2 separate regions of the Mus musculus genome follow, and region 1 is linked to region 2. Evidence: chromatin contacts called from ENCODE Hi-C data. All regions are on one chromosome and are shown on one strand. The core of a region is the stretch at or near the end of the contact, and the rest is flanking DNA. Distances in the headings are between cores, read along the strand shown. Region 1 holds the start of Med31 (mediator complex subunit 31). Region 2 holds the start of Dhx33 (DEAH (Asp-Glu-Ala-His) box polypeptide 33).

The links. A loop is a pair of places that touch in the nucleus more often than their neighbours do.
Region 1: a loop to region 2 is called in a map of T-helper 17 cell, with 6 times the contacts of the local background. The contact joins the promoter of Med31 here to the promoter of Dhx33 in region 2. A Hi-C loop is called at or near these places in 2 of 37 maps with a recorded cell type or tissue (T-helper 17 cell and regulatory T cell).

Annotation. Positions count from the first base shown.
Region 1 is chr11:72,211,278-72,217,947 of GRCm38, forward strand. Med31 (mediator complex subunit 31) reads right to left here and starts at 4,315. Exons shown (of 4, transcript NM_026068.2): 1 at 3,684-4,315; 2 at 2,861-2,938; 3 at 2,500-2,596; 4 at 447-800. The coding sequence starts at 3,711. The coding sequence ends at 608. It overlaps 4930563E22Rik (RIKEN cDNA 4930563E22 gene), which reads left to right and starts at 3,861. Exons shown (of 1, transcript NM_001163728.1): 1 at 3,861-6,670. The coding sequence starts at 4,054. The coding sequence ends at 4,443.
Region 2 is chr11:70,999,157-71,005,921 of GRCm38, forward strand. It overlaps Dhx33 (DEAH (Asp-Glu-Ala-His) box polypeptide 33), which reads right to left and starts at 5,276. Exons shown (of 12, transcript NM_178367.4): 1 at 4,961-5,276; 2 at 2,363-2,523; 3 at 565-792; 4 at 214-384. The coding sequence starts at 5,222.

The DNA.
Region 1 (6,670 bases), core at 3,065-5,564, 1.2 Mb after region 2:
ACCTTTAGTCTGAGCCACGCCTTCTGTTGGAGGTCTGCTTAAGGATGATGGAAGGAAAGCTCACTCTTCTTGCCAGCACATCTGCTGGAACCTACTTCTTCAGGATTCTAGCCTATCCAGACTACCAGCTGAAACAACTAGCATGGGACTGGGCATTCACAATGCCCATTGCTGGGTTAGTAGGACTGCAGATTGCAGTGACTGTAAGTCATTACAATAAATTCCCTTAATATATAGAGACATCCCATAAGTTCAGTGACTCTAGAGAACCCTAATATAGGATGGATCAACTGATCTCAGTAAGGTTCCAGGGTACCACTGTATGTCACCCCTATGTTCTTAAACTGTTCTAAAACACCTACCATTTCCATCCTTATTCACTTGGTTCTGTTAAATGCAATTGAAATTTACAAATCCCCAGAGAAATCAAAGTGGAGCAATCCTGGTTAAATAGAAATAATTTATTAATAAAAAATTTGCCAACTAAAAAATAACACTAATGGTTCTGAGGGCTACAGTAAAGGGGGCAGAAGAGTCTTTTTCTCTGTACTGTACAATAGCAATACATTATATACACGTCCTAAGAGCCTGACCTGGCCCCAGCTCTTCATTTCCCTGCTGTGTTATTCTGCTGCTGCTGCTCGGCCAGGGCTTGCTGAAGACGCACCCGCTTCCGAGAGTAGTGCTGCCAGTGCAGAATCTGCTGCTCGTCGATGAACTTCGCACACTGCGCATTCACCAGCTCCTTGCGAAAGTGCTCATACTGGAGCAGCTCTAACATATGTAAGCACTGAGGGTACCTGGGTTTAAGGTCATAAGTTAATTACCAGCATCATTTAAGGCATCCCAAGTTCTAACTCAGATACTCCCCTAAAAATGATCTCAAGCCTGCCATTTCTATTACTATGGCACCTTTGGTAATATCACTCCTACCATGTTACTTCAGAACATTATGTAAGATATAAGGAAGTTATTTCACAACCTCTCTCGACTCTAAACATCTATAGCTGTTACCTCCAAGAGGACACAGATAAAAAGAAAAAGAAACAAACCTACAAACAGGTTAGAGCTACAAGGAGGTGTATTTGAGCACAATATAAGGAAGAGCTCCCTCGCCTCTGGCTATCAATGGAGTAAGCTGCCTCTAACAGAGGGACTATGCTCCCAGGAAGCCTCCAACCAGAGTGGAGATAATCACCTTTCAGCAGCTTGGCTGGAGAGACTGAACTTGAAGTTGGCTCAGGCTTTCCATCTCCGGTCTGAAAATTTGCTAGCATGTAACATTTTATATCTTCTAATATAACTTCAAGTCTATCATTTGGATTCCTAAAGGAATCTATAATTGCATCATGAAGAGCAAATCTACAGGCAGCAAATCAAGTCAGGAAGGTAACGAGGATAAAAAGAAATTTTTGAAATGTTTTACTCTCATTTTTAAAATTAGAGTCTCTGCCGGGCAGTGGTGGCGCACACCTTTAGTCCCAGCACTTGGGAGGCAGAGGTAAGCATATTTCTGAGTTCAAGGCCAGCCTGGTCTACAAAGTGAGTTCCAGGACAGTCAGGGCTACACAGAGAAACCCTGTCTCGAAAAACAAAACAAAACAAAACAAAACAAAAAAGAGTCTCTCTGTGTGGACCTGATTGGCCTGAAATTTGCTACATAACCAGGCTGGCCTCAAACTCATAGAGATCTACCTGACTCTGTTTCTTGAGAGCTGGGATTAAAGGGATGCCAGGCTAAACTTCTGGTTTTTCTGTTGTCTCCTCCTTTGAGAGGCACATCTAGACAGGGCTTACCTGTGTAGAGCTTGCTGCCCTGGAAGTAGCTCTGTAGACTAAGCTGGCCTTGAATTCATGTGCCCACCTCTGCCTCCCAAATGTTGGGATTAAAGGTGTGTGCCAGCTTCTTCTTCTTCTTTTTTTTTTTTTAAGTCAAAGCTATTGAGTTTGATAGTGTCCGTGTTTGTTCTTTTACAGTGAGTTAATGTGTACAATACATTTAGCACAGTGCTCGAAACAAAGAACACTCACTATAAAGAAGGGCAGTACCTCTAAAACTCCCAGAAAACAATACTTCCTACCTTCCTAGATTATAGTTTGGTAGGCATTAAAAATCCAGAAAGACAAGGGCAGTGCTAAGTGACAAGGTTAGACACCAAATTACATTAGAACTATAGTCTGAAACCAGTTGACTGGATCTTAGCTAGCCTGCATGAACAGAAGTGGTGTGTTCTGGCTTATATTACTTAGAGAGTAAGCTGGCTCCCATGAAGACAGTTGTTTGGTTCTGTTTGAAGGGAGTGAGGTAAGAATGGTAGCAGAAATAAATGCAATTCCTAAAATAATCTAAGTTACAGATGACAGTATCTTACATTAACTAAAAGCAGAAAGATTCAAAATATCATTTTCCATTCCCACACAGAGAAAACTGCTCAGTATCAGCACTTTGTATTTATGATAAAGTATACACAGATTTAGGATTATAAAAATTAAACTTACTTTAGATATTTGGCATATTCTGGTTCTTTCCAGTAAAGCAAATACTTAAGATAATTAACAAAAGCTTTGTCTTTGAAGTAACCTCTTTGGGCAAGAACTGAAAGACACAAAGAAACAATCCGTATGTCAACCAACCGCTGGACTACTGATTAGTAATCTCTAAAACAAAGTAGCTCTTAACATCCCTACCAACAGAACACAAGGAATTAAAAACACAAGCCTTTGTTTGCCCAGTTAACTTACAGACCAGAACAAATAAAATCCCATTCAAACACATCGAAGTAATAAATAGTATTACAAACTGCATCTCTTCTCAGAAATTAAGAGCTAGTTGCTTAAGTTAGTGATGTACTTAACTTACAATTAAGGTAGTTTGGGTTGGCTAAACATTGCACAAATTCCAACTCCAACTGAAACCGAAGCCGATTTCCAGCATCATCTAGGAGAAAAGACAAATATCAAAGTGCAGAAGAGACTTTCTTAGAAATTAAAGATATATGTATATGCGTGTGTGTATATATGTGTGTGTGTGTGTGTGTATATATATATATATATATATATATATATATATATATTCACTAAGTAATGAGGCCCTGTTTCCAAAACAAAAATAGTAAAACAAAAAATAGTAAAGAAATCCTTTAAAGTTAATTGAGGAAAAAATAAGTTGAATGGGAATTTACCACCTGCAGGCCACTTTGTTAGCGGAGATCACTGGACAGTCTGTAATAGCTGTGCGGTTCCCTAAGTTGTTATAACCACAACTATCAACTGTGATTACGTTAAGCAAAATCAATGTGCTACACAAAACCGAAGCATGATGCAAAGTGATTAAACAATGGAGAGAAGGCGGTGTCCGCATTAGAATACACAGGTTATCGATATTTCGGGCAAGTTCTTGGGAGTACCTTCAGCACAGACAGTGGAAGGTCTCAGTCCTCTCCCACGGCCCTGCACGGCCCCAAGAGCCAGGGTTGGAGTAGGGGTTTGAGCAACCCAGGAGCAAAGATGTTTTCACAGACCATAGTCTGAGAAGCAGCACAGCCTTCTCCTCCGCCGGTCCCAACTCTAAGGATGCCAAGTTGAACCCGAAAGACAGCGCAGGAAAAGGGAAAAGGGAGGGAATTTCGGGGCGTAGGACCATTCCCTTGGGGTGAAGACTCGGGGTGCAAGTCACAACGTACCTGTCTCCATAGCGACGGCCGCGGCCATAACAATCAGAGTGAGGCGAACACCACCAGCCCCGACCGAACCGCGACTTCGATTGGTGAGAATCCGGAAGCCACGGCTCCTACTTCCGGTCGCGGGGCAGAGTGGGACACGAGGGCGGGGACAACCTCACTTATGGGAAAATTAGCCCCACCTATCTGTGCAGACCCGGCCGGCTGCGCGCGCAGATATCGAGCGGGGCGTGCCGGAGGACTTCTCATTTTTTAGGTCTCAGAGTCCTGCTACCTACCCCGACGTAATACACCACCCTGACGTCACCTTTCCCTGTGTGACGTGACGCAGAGCATGATCCTTGGGCCTCTTTGTCCCACCTGACCAAGGTGTATGGGCAGGATGGCCTCGCCCCTTAGGAGCAAGTCCTCCGCCCCGCGAGTGGAAAGCACCCGCCACAAGGAGACATCGACTGTCCGCGTGGAGACGTCGTCCCACCGCGAGGAAACGTCATCCCACCGCGTGGAGACGTCCTCCCGGCAGGTTCGAACGTCTTCCCGGCAGGTGGAGACCTCCCAGCGCCACCGAGAGGGGCCCTCCCTCACCCCCTCCACGAAGCGACTCCCTCAGTTCCTTGAGGTGTCCTCCCAGCACGTGGAAACCTCCTCGCAGTGCACGGAAACGTCCTCCCGCCACGTCAGGGCGTCGTCATCCCTGAGGGTGGAGACTACTGTGCACCGTGTTGAGAGCCCAGCCAGGCAGAGTGCCAGAATGGCTCGATGAAGTGCCAAAGGTCCTTAGCCAGGACTGAAGAGTTGCCAGCCAGCCATCTTCCAGGAGAACCGAGCATCTTTGGTTTCATGGAAAGAACCCATAAATCAGTGTAAGAAACAGGCTGTGGTTTCTGGGGGCTGTTAACATGTATTGACATTGCAGCACCTTAGACCATCCTGTTGTTGACCCCAGTGTGCTATTAACTTGAAGCCAGCACAGAAGGTTTCAGACTGGTAGTGCAGTATAAACCTGGCTGATGGACAATGAGATTCTTTGAGTCTCTACACCAGGTAAGTTTTATAGTCTTAGGTCACTCTAGGATGTGTTGACGACTTGAAATTTGCAAAGAGGGGCCAAACTTGTCATGATTCTTGACCGCTGGCCTGATCATATACCTGCTTGAAACCTACAGGGCAAGGTATCATCTTTCATACATTATTAATTGGCCTTTATTAATACTTATATTTCATTATACATTTTCTCATGTTGTCATACATAGTATTCCACCCACACTTAAAAAATTAAATCAGGGGGTATAGGAAAAAACAGGACAATTAATAAACAATCAATAAAACCATTAATAATCTTGGAAGGGAAAGTAAAGAAGAAGCCATGACACTTGGCCTGAGGCGTGAGATTGACAGGATGGTAACTGAGTATTACTGCATGCTAGGTAGTAGTTAGAGCATGGCAGCTAGAGCAGTGGAAAAGACTAGGATCTTCCTCTAATGAAGAGACATGCAACAAAGGGGAAAGTAAGACAACATGCTGTTGTATTCCCGCGAAGGAAAGGCTGTCTGTCTTGTGGTAGAGAGTAGGGAACTCTTTAGAGAATATGGTCAGGGAAAGCCTTGCTGATTACATTTGGTCCGAGATTTGTGTGAGTGGACAGTGAGCCATATCAGGATCTAGAGGGAAGTGCATTCTAGACAGAAGGGAAAGTCTACATTTTTTTTAAAAATCAAAGATGTTTATGTAAGAGAAAGATCAGTTAGTATATGAGAGCGTGGTATAAGGAAGAAAACAAAAAGGAGGAAGATGCCACTTCATATAGAGTCTTGGAAATCTTCTGGGATTACAGTAAAGAGCTTGAATTTTATTCTGAGATCATCAAAAGAATTTAGTGCAAGGGAGCAAAGTGCGTATTGCAGTTTACAGTTTAGAACTACCTCTCCATCGAAGTTGCATTGGTAACCGAGTTGGGAATGATTTTGTCTCCAGAAGTGTGTGTGTTTGGGGCAGCGTGGAAGGTGCTCCTGCTTGCCTCAAGTGCCTAGTAGCCAGGGATGCTGCTAACATCTTATGGTGCCCAGGTCAACACCCTGTCCCTCCTCCAACAAAGAATCGCTGTGCTGAGAAAGGCAAGTCATTGGTGAAGTTGAGAAACATTGAGGTTTCTAGCAACTTTGCTAGAGGGTGGTGCACTAAGCAAACCCCTGACTTCTGCATAGCAGAATTGCGGAAAAGCCTGAAAGACAGTCATGGAAGTGTGTTCAGAGCATCTTCCGGTGAGGAACAAAAGCAAGCGTTCTCAGAGGAAGAGGATGTGTTGCTCTGTAAGGAACCCTCTCTCTAGCCTGCTTTAATAATGCATGTGCTACTTGCCACTAGAACAGAAGGCTGCAGATGCTGATTCTGCAGGACTCCTCATGAGTCAGAGCACTTACTACTTCCAGGCACTAATTTAGTCCCAGGGAGTGTACTGGACTGTCCCCGCAGAATGGGGGCGCAGGTCAGAAGAAATGTCATAACTGCTAAAGATGTTGATGTTATAACTACCATCACTACCCCAAGGCTACCTGAATGCCTGTCTGCCTCACAGAACTGCTAGTATCAAAGAATTAGCTAATAGCAAAGAATTGTCAGTTTTTTCCAGTTTACTAATTCTTTTTAATATGGCCAACTGTGCCTTAAATAAACAGATAAAAAAACAAACAAAGCAGTTGCTTCTCTTTGTGTTCCTCATTATCTTCTTGTTGCAAAAGTGGTATGTGTCTAATGTAACAAAATAAATCAACATAACAGTTAATACGATATTATATTTCCTGTCCATTACTAGCCTGGAAATAATGTCAGAGATGTGTTTGTCTGTCCAGACCTTTCTCCATTAGTGACTGCTTCTGTTTCCTCTTTTAGTAGTATTTGGAAGACTGGCTGAATGTGACTCTGGGAAAGCCAGGCGCCTGCTTCTGGATCGTTGATGCTTCAGGAAGGGCGTGGGAAGGATCCTGGTAGA
Region 2 (6,765 bases), core at 4,026-6,525:
CATGTGGATCCCTGGGATTGAAATCAGGTCACAGGCTCAGCACCAAGCGCCTTCCCTGCTAGACATCTCCCTGGCCCTCAAACGAGCCTATTCTAGAAGATACAAGTCACAAAGCTGTCAGGTTCCGTGGCTTTTCTTTCAGAGACTAACTATTCTCACTACCAACTGTAAGGGGAAACAGAATTTGCCAGGGATTTTCACCCCTCTCCATACCTGGTGGATCTGGAAGACTGAGACAAGGGCTGCATGCAGGTAATCCTGCTGAGGCTGTTTGGTATAGAAGATCTGGATTGGATGCTGCCGACCCTCAAGGTAAAGGACAGGGGCTCTATTGAAGTACTGAGAAAACAGGTCGACATCCATGGTAGCTGACATCACAATCACCTACAGAAAATGAGGAGGATGGGAAGTAAGCATGGGCCAGCCCGTCTATAAATGCTCAAAACATGGCGGAGACCAATGCTGCTCCCACCAGGGTGAACTTTCTCCCACGTGCCTGAAGCAGAATGGGCAGGAGACACACCCTGGGAAGAAAGGCCTGGTCCTTAAACACTGCGCACATACTTTGAGAGGCAGTTTCCCTAGCTCCTTTCGCCTCTTCTGTGCAGTCTTCACCACTCCAAAGAGCACATCTGTGTGAATAGTCCGCTCATGGGCCTCGTCCAAAATGACACAGCTGTACTTCCGAAGCAAGGAGTCTGAAATTGCTTCACGCAGAAGCATGCCATCTGTCAGGAACTTGATCCTGGTGTCTTCTGAGGTGACATCCTCAAAGCGCACTGTATAGCCAACCTGTGAGAAAATATGACTCCTTTATTCATTAAACATTCACTGAATACCCGTTGACTGTATATCCAACCCTGTCCTCAGCAATGCAGTAAACTGAGACCTACAGCACTCTGGCTGCTCCCTCAGGAGTGTAGTGTATCTGCAGAGAAACACTGTAATGAAACATCACAAAGAACTAAAATCTAGGGTAAGCACTATGGAACACGGGGTAAAAGCACTGTCCTTGAAGGCCTGACAATATAAGTTCAATCTCCGGAGCCCAGAGAGATGAGAGATCCAACTCCCAAATTGTCCTCTGACCTTCATAGGTGACACACCCATATATAATAAAAATATGAATCTGACTCCAACATAGCTCCAAGACTCATTCTAGATACCTATAGTAAGAAAGTTATAAATTTTTACAGAAATTTACATACGTATGAATATATAGTAGACTTAAAAGAGGTTTCACGACAGACATGATAACTGCATGCCTGTACTCCTAGCACTCTGTAGGCAGAGGCAGGAGGACTCTAGTCTATAGTCTATATATTAAGTCCCATGCTGGCTAGCGATGCAAGTGAGACGCTGTCTCAAAAAAAACTCCAACAAACAAAACAACCAACAAACAAAAAAATTACATGCCTGAAGTCTTAAACACATAAATTAGGGGTAAAGCGTCCAGCTTATTAGCAGGGTACTTGCCACGCATGTGCGATGACCTGAGTTCAATCTCCAGCAAGTTCCATGCAAGTGCTTTCACGTACATCTAACCTACAGAATCCAAATCGAATTTACCGAACTTGCCAATACCTATGAAAGCAAAGCTGATAGTACCAAGAGTCACTGATCTCTCGAAAATGCTGAGATTAACCTGTAGTGGCTATTCCTGGTTGTCAACTTGACTATATTTGGAATGAACTACAATCCAGAATTGGAAGGCTCACCAGTGACCCTTATCTGGAGGCTTGGAGATCCTTATCTGGATCTTGGTTTGAAGATCTTGAGCCATAGTGGCTATGGATTCCAGAAGATTGAATCTCCGAGTTTAAGGAACACACCTTTAATCTGGGCTACACCTTCTGCTGGAGACAATATAAGGACATTGGAAGAAGGGAGTCTAGCTCTTGCTCTTGCTCCTTCGCCTGCTTGCTGCATGAGACCGAGTAACTGCTAGATCCTTGGACTTCCATTCACAGCTGCGACTGAACCATTGTTGGGAATTGGGCTGCCGACTGTAAGTCATCAATAAATTCCTTTACTATCTAGAGACTGTCCATAAGTTCTGTGACTCTAGAGAACCCTGACTAATACATAACCTAAATAGCAGTGGCTATTTATTTACTTAAAAGAAGCAAGCTGCTCAACTAGGTATTGTGGCACACCCTGCAATCGCAGCATGCAGAAGGCTAAGGCAGAAGGACTGAGAACTCAGGGTACCAGGCCAGTTTGTGCTACATACTGAGTCAACATAACGATGTGGGTGGGAGGGGGAGGCAGAGAAAGAACTTGTTCGGAAAAATAAAAGGCTGGAGCACAGTGGGTGCTGGCTACTTAAACAGTACTCATAGCAAGTAACACAATGAGGTACCAGCTTCCCGAGTTCTGTCCTCTTCTCATCTGAGACTCTGGTGGCAAGAGAGATGGCAGCCACTCGACGGGGCTGGGTCACAGCGATGATGCCCTGGCGGCTAATTCCCCCTTCATAGAGGTACTGTGGGATCTGAGTTGTTTTCCCAGAGCCAGTTTCCCCTAGGAGAGAAGAGAAACTCTTATTCAAATGAGACTAAGGGAAACCAACAGCTCACAGTCAGGAAAAACAAAATCTTAAAAGGAAACACTGAGTTGCTAAGCCTCAGGCAAATGGGCACCTGGGAGGTGGCTGGCGAACAGTCACTGTCACTCTTTCCCCGGAGGCCCAATCACATTTCAAACACTTTTAGAATGGGCTGGACATGGTGACAAGTGCGCTTAATCACAGCAGACAGAGATAGGAGGATCTTTTTGAGTTCTAGGTCAGCTTGGTCTACACAGTCAGTTCCAGGACAGCCAGAGCTACATAATAGACAGACTGTCAAACAAACTGTTCATATACTTTGGCTCCAAATTCCACTTGCCGAAATTGAGTCTAAGAAAACAAACATGTTTTAATTTAATTTGCCCCATGATAGCAAAAACAAAATGAAAAACAAAACAAAAACCCCAATCAAAACTGGAAACATGTATAATGGTAGGTAACTGGTGTAGTTACAACAGATGAGATACGACAGTCATATAGCTTGATAAAAACTGATACGACGAGATGTCCATTCATAGACTGCTCGCCCTTTGCTCTGGCTGCTGCTTGCTGCTCTCGTCAAACCTTCTGCCTCTGTATACCCTACTGTGGGTACAATACCTACCTGCCTCACTAACTGGCAAGTTCAAGGATGAGTCAGCCTGCAAGCTCTCACCCTCTGGGCTGTACCAGGGGGCCTCATCTCTAGGATCCTTAGTGCCTGCTTCATCTCTCTCCTAGCACTGATTATTCCAAACAGTACAGAAGTATTTTTTCTTTGTTTGTTTTTCAAGACAGGGTTTCTCTGTATAGTCCTTGCTGTCCTGGAACTCACTCTGTAGACCAGGCTGGCCTCGAACTCAGAAATCCCCCTGCCTCTGCCTCCCAAGTGCTGGGATTAAAGGCGTACACCACCACGCCTGGTTCAAACAGTACAGAAGTACTTAAATGTTTCTGCCCTAATTCCAGAGGGCAGACGCTCTCTTCATAGGCTTAAACACTGCACAGAGCAAGCACTCAATGAAGGCTGTTTCCTGTGTATGTCTGTTGGTACCTCTAAAAGCACCTGATTAGAACAACTCAGGAAACTTGCACACCCTTCTTTGCCATGGCTTATCCTCTTTAACAGGTCCATGAGTCTTACATTTTCTTCCAGCTCCCGGCCTGCTTCTGACCACTCACCTTTCCAGACTTAGCCAAGGCTCTCAGACCAAGAATCTGATTATCCTGCATTTTCCTACTGAACCCTCCACACAACCTCAGACATAGATCAATGCCTCTTGTGCATCTTTCCCACTCCTATTCCAGGGCAACTGACTATTGCTAAAATAGAATATGCCAGCCATACAAACAGAGGGACAAAATTCACCTGGGCATCAGCTTTACAGTCCATCTTGTTCCTGTTTTTGCAGCCTGTCTTCCGTCTCCATCTCCCCAAAAGCCTACTTGAGGCTCTGGAACTTTTGTTTTCCTCAGAACTCTTGGATCTTCTCAAATGTGACTTCAAAAGAGACAGCCTTTCTCCTGTGCCAGGTGGGCTCTCCATAACTCCTGATGCCCGGCACTGCGCCCCCATCTCTGAAATTTCCTAAACTTTGATCCATTAGTTCTATCTATCTTCAGTGTCCTCTCTGCTCAGTTCGCCAAAATCTGTGACTATTTACAAGTGCCTCAGCTTCCCTTGGTTGGCCAAAGCAGAAACCTGTTTCCACTGCCTTCATTCTTTCACCTCCTAATTACTCCTCAGTCCAACGCCAGATCTGTTCTTAAAGTTATTTTGAAAAAATTCTTAGTGGGAGTTGCAATCAATACTACATATCCAACGTGCACTCCCACGCCCCACCATGTCTACATATTGTTATGGAACTTCCCTCCTTAGCACTCTATTCCACTGACTGCCAGTACTCCAGTCTCTTTCTCGCTTATGACATTCCTTCGGGAACTCCTCTATCGTCAATACTGTAGCAAAGCCACTAGAAGTCAGTCCCTGCCTTCGAACACTGCCAAGTTCTTCTCGTACACAAGAAATTGGTTCTCGCCAACTGAATTCTTTCTGGCGCCAGTCTCTCCGTCCTCGCTTAGAATGCCGGTCCCCAGGGACCCGCTCCGCAGCTGCCTCCTCAAAAGCCTTGGTGAGGCCCATCCTGCAAAGCTCTCTGAGAGCCTCCGATATGCTCCCCACGCCTCGTCACGGAAGGCGAATATCCTCAAACTCACAGAGCGCGGTCAGCGCCGGCAGGGTAACTCTGTCCGCCTCTTTCCAGAGGTCCCTGTCCACACCGGGCACTGAAACCCTTTCAAGTTTGTGGAAGAAACCAACGCAAAGAAAGTGAGAAGCCCCTAAGAAACCCCGCCCTCGTGCACAGAGCCAGGGATCTAGAGCAAGGAAGATCCACCAAAGCCGCCACTCACCGATGAGGACCGCGTTGTCCAGGTTTCGGAGCTGAGCCAATAGCTGCCCCCGCGCCCGGAAGATGGGCAGACTCCGGCGCTGCAGCTCCAGGGCCTCGCGGTAGGGACTGGCCGAAGGCTGGGCCAGCGGCGGCGTCTGCCTCCGGCCTCCTCCAGCTCCGCCGCCGCCGCCAGCCGTCAACAGCATCACTACTCGTCTCCCGGGAGGGCAGGAGCCCGGCCGGAATCTCTTAGCGGGCGGGAGGCTCGCCTCCTCCGGCATGTCGGGAGGACCGCGGCCGGAGGCAGGGACGCAGACAGTTCCGCTCGGCTGGGGACAGCAAGCGCGCACCGCCCCTTTCTCGCCACGTGCAGGCGTGCTGGGCGACCACCGATGACCTCACAGCCGCCTCCTGCCTTGAGGAAAGGAACTGCAATTCCCAGCATGCGCTGTGCATTTACATCCTGTGAGAGCAAGGTCGGAGGTGCGACCGAAAAAACGGCCCGAGTAACAACAGGGGACGATAGCTGTGTGGTTCCCTAGGGTCTTGTTGCGTAATGACGTTGTCCTAAACTCTCATTTCTATCCAATAAAAATGACTGTCCCATCTCGGGCTCCAACAATAGTCACGTTTTAAGGCAATTACTTATTTCTGTAAATCTAACGAGGAACACAAACATTTACTCTTCTAAACAATGTACGTTTTAAGGTACCCACTGGTAGCTCCGATTTATAAATGTAGAAAGTGAAATTTTCTGAGACTAAAGTCATTTCGGATGCTGCAAAGAATTTTGAAAATGCTACTAGTGAGTATCTTCAGTTACGGAAAGGTGAATTCTATGATTCTGATATCATGTAATTTCCCCACAAAGTGATAGGCTCAAAAAATACAAGCAGAAATAAAAAAGAAAATGAGTGGAACTAAAATTGCCTTAACTCACCTCCCAGTCATTCCTACTAGATTTTCAATCTTTACACAGCTTTTCAGCCCTATTGTATACACCTTAATCAGTGCGAGTATTCACTACTCCTGCAGAAAACTTGTACATAACCAGTTCTTCCTTCCTGTTCAATTACAAGCTCTTAGATGCTTTGCTAATTCAACACAGAAAGACAGGCACAGAGTGAATGGGTGGTTACCTTTGCTTTTTCATCTTTGGAGGGTGTGGGCGTTTTGTTTGGGAGTATGTTCCTGCACTACTTGCTTGCAATGCTCACATGGAGGTCAGAAGAGGGTGTTGGATTCCCTGGAATTGGAGTTACAGCCAGTTGAGCCTCCATGTGTTTGGAACCCGTAGGGTTCTCAGTGCCCTCGCTGTCCCCGATTGTGTTTCTTTTTTTTTTTTTTTTAAAGATTTATTTATTTATTTATTATATGTAAGTACACTGTAGCTGTCCTCAGACACTCCAGAAGAGGGAGTCAGATCTTATTGGTTGGATGGTTGTGAGCCACCATGTGGTTGCTGGGATTTGAACTTCCAACCTTTGGAAGAGCAGTCGGGTGCTCTTACCCACTGAGCCATCTCACCAGCCCCCGGATTGTGTTTCTTATACAGAATGTGGCGTTCTATAATTCTCAACTCATGTGAAGGCTATCCATCAAATTTGGTATGCAGACCTGTTTTTTTTTTGTTTGTTTTGTAAAAAAAAAAAAAAAAAAAAACCCAGATGTGAATCTGTCTGTTGTGGAATCCGGTATGGCCTGTGGCTTTGGTCCTGTTGAGATGCTTTAAAGCCTTTTAAAGAATATCTGGGTCCCCCGTGAAACTTTACTACACGCAGGTTTACCAGGAAATTTGGGTAGGAATGGGATTAATGACTCTCA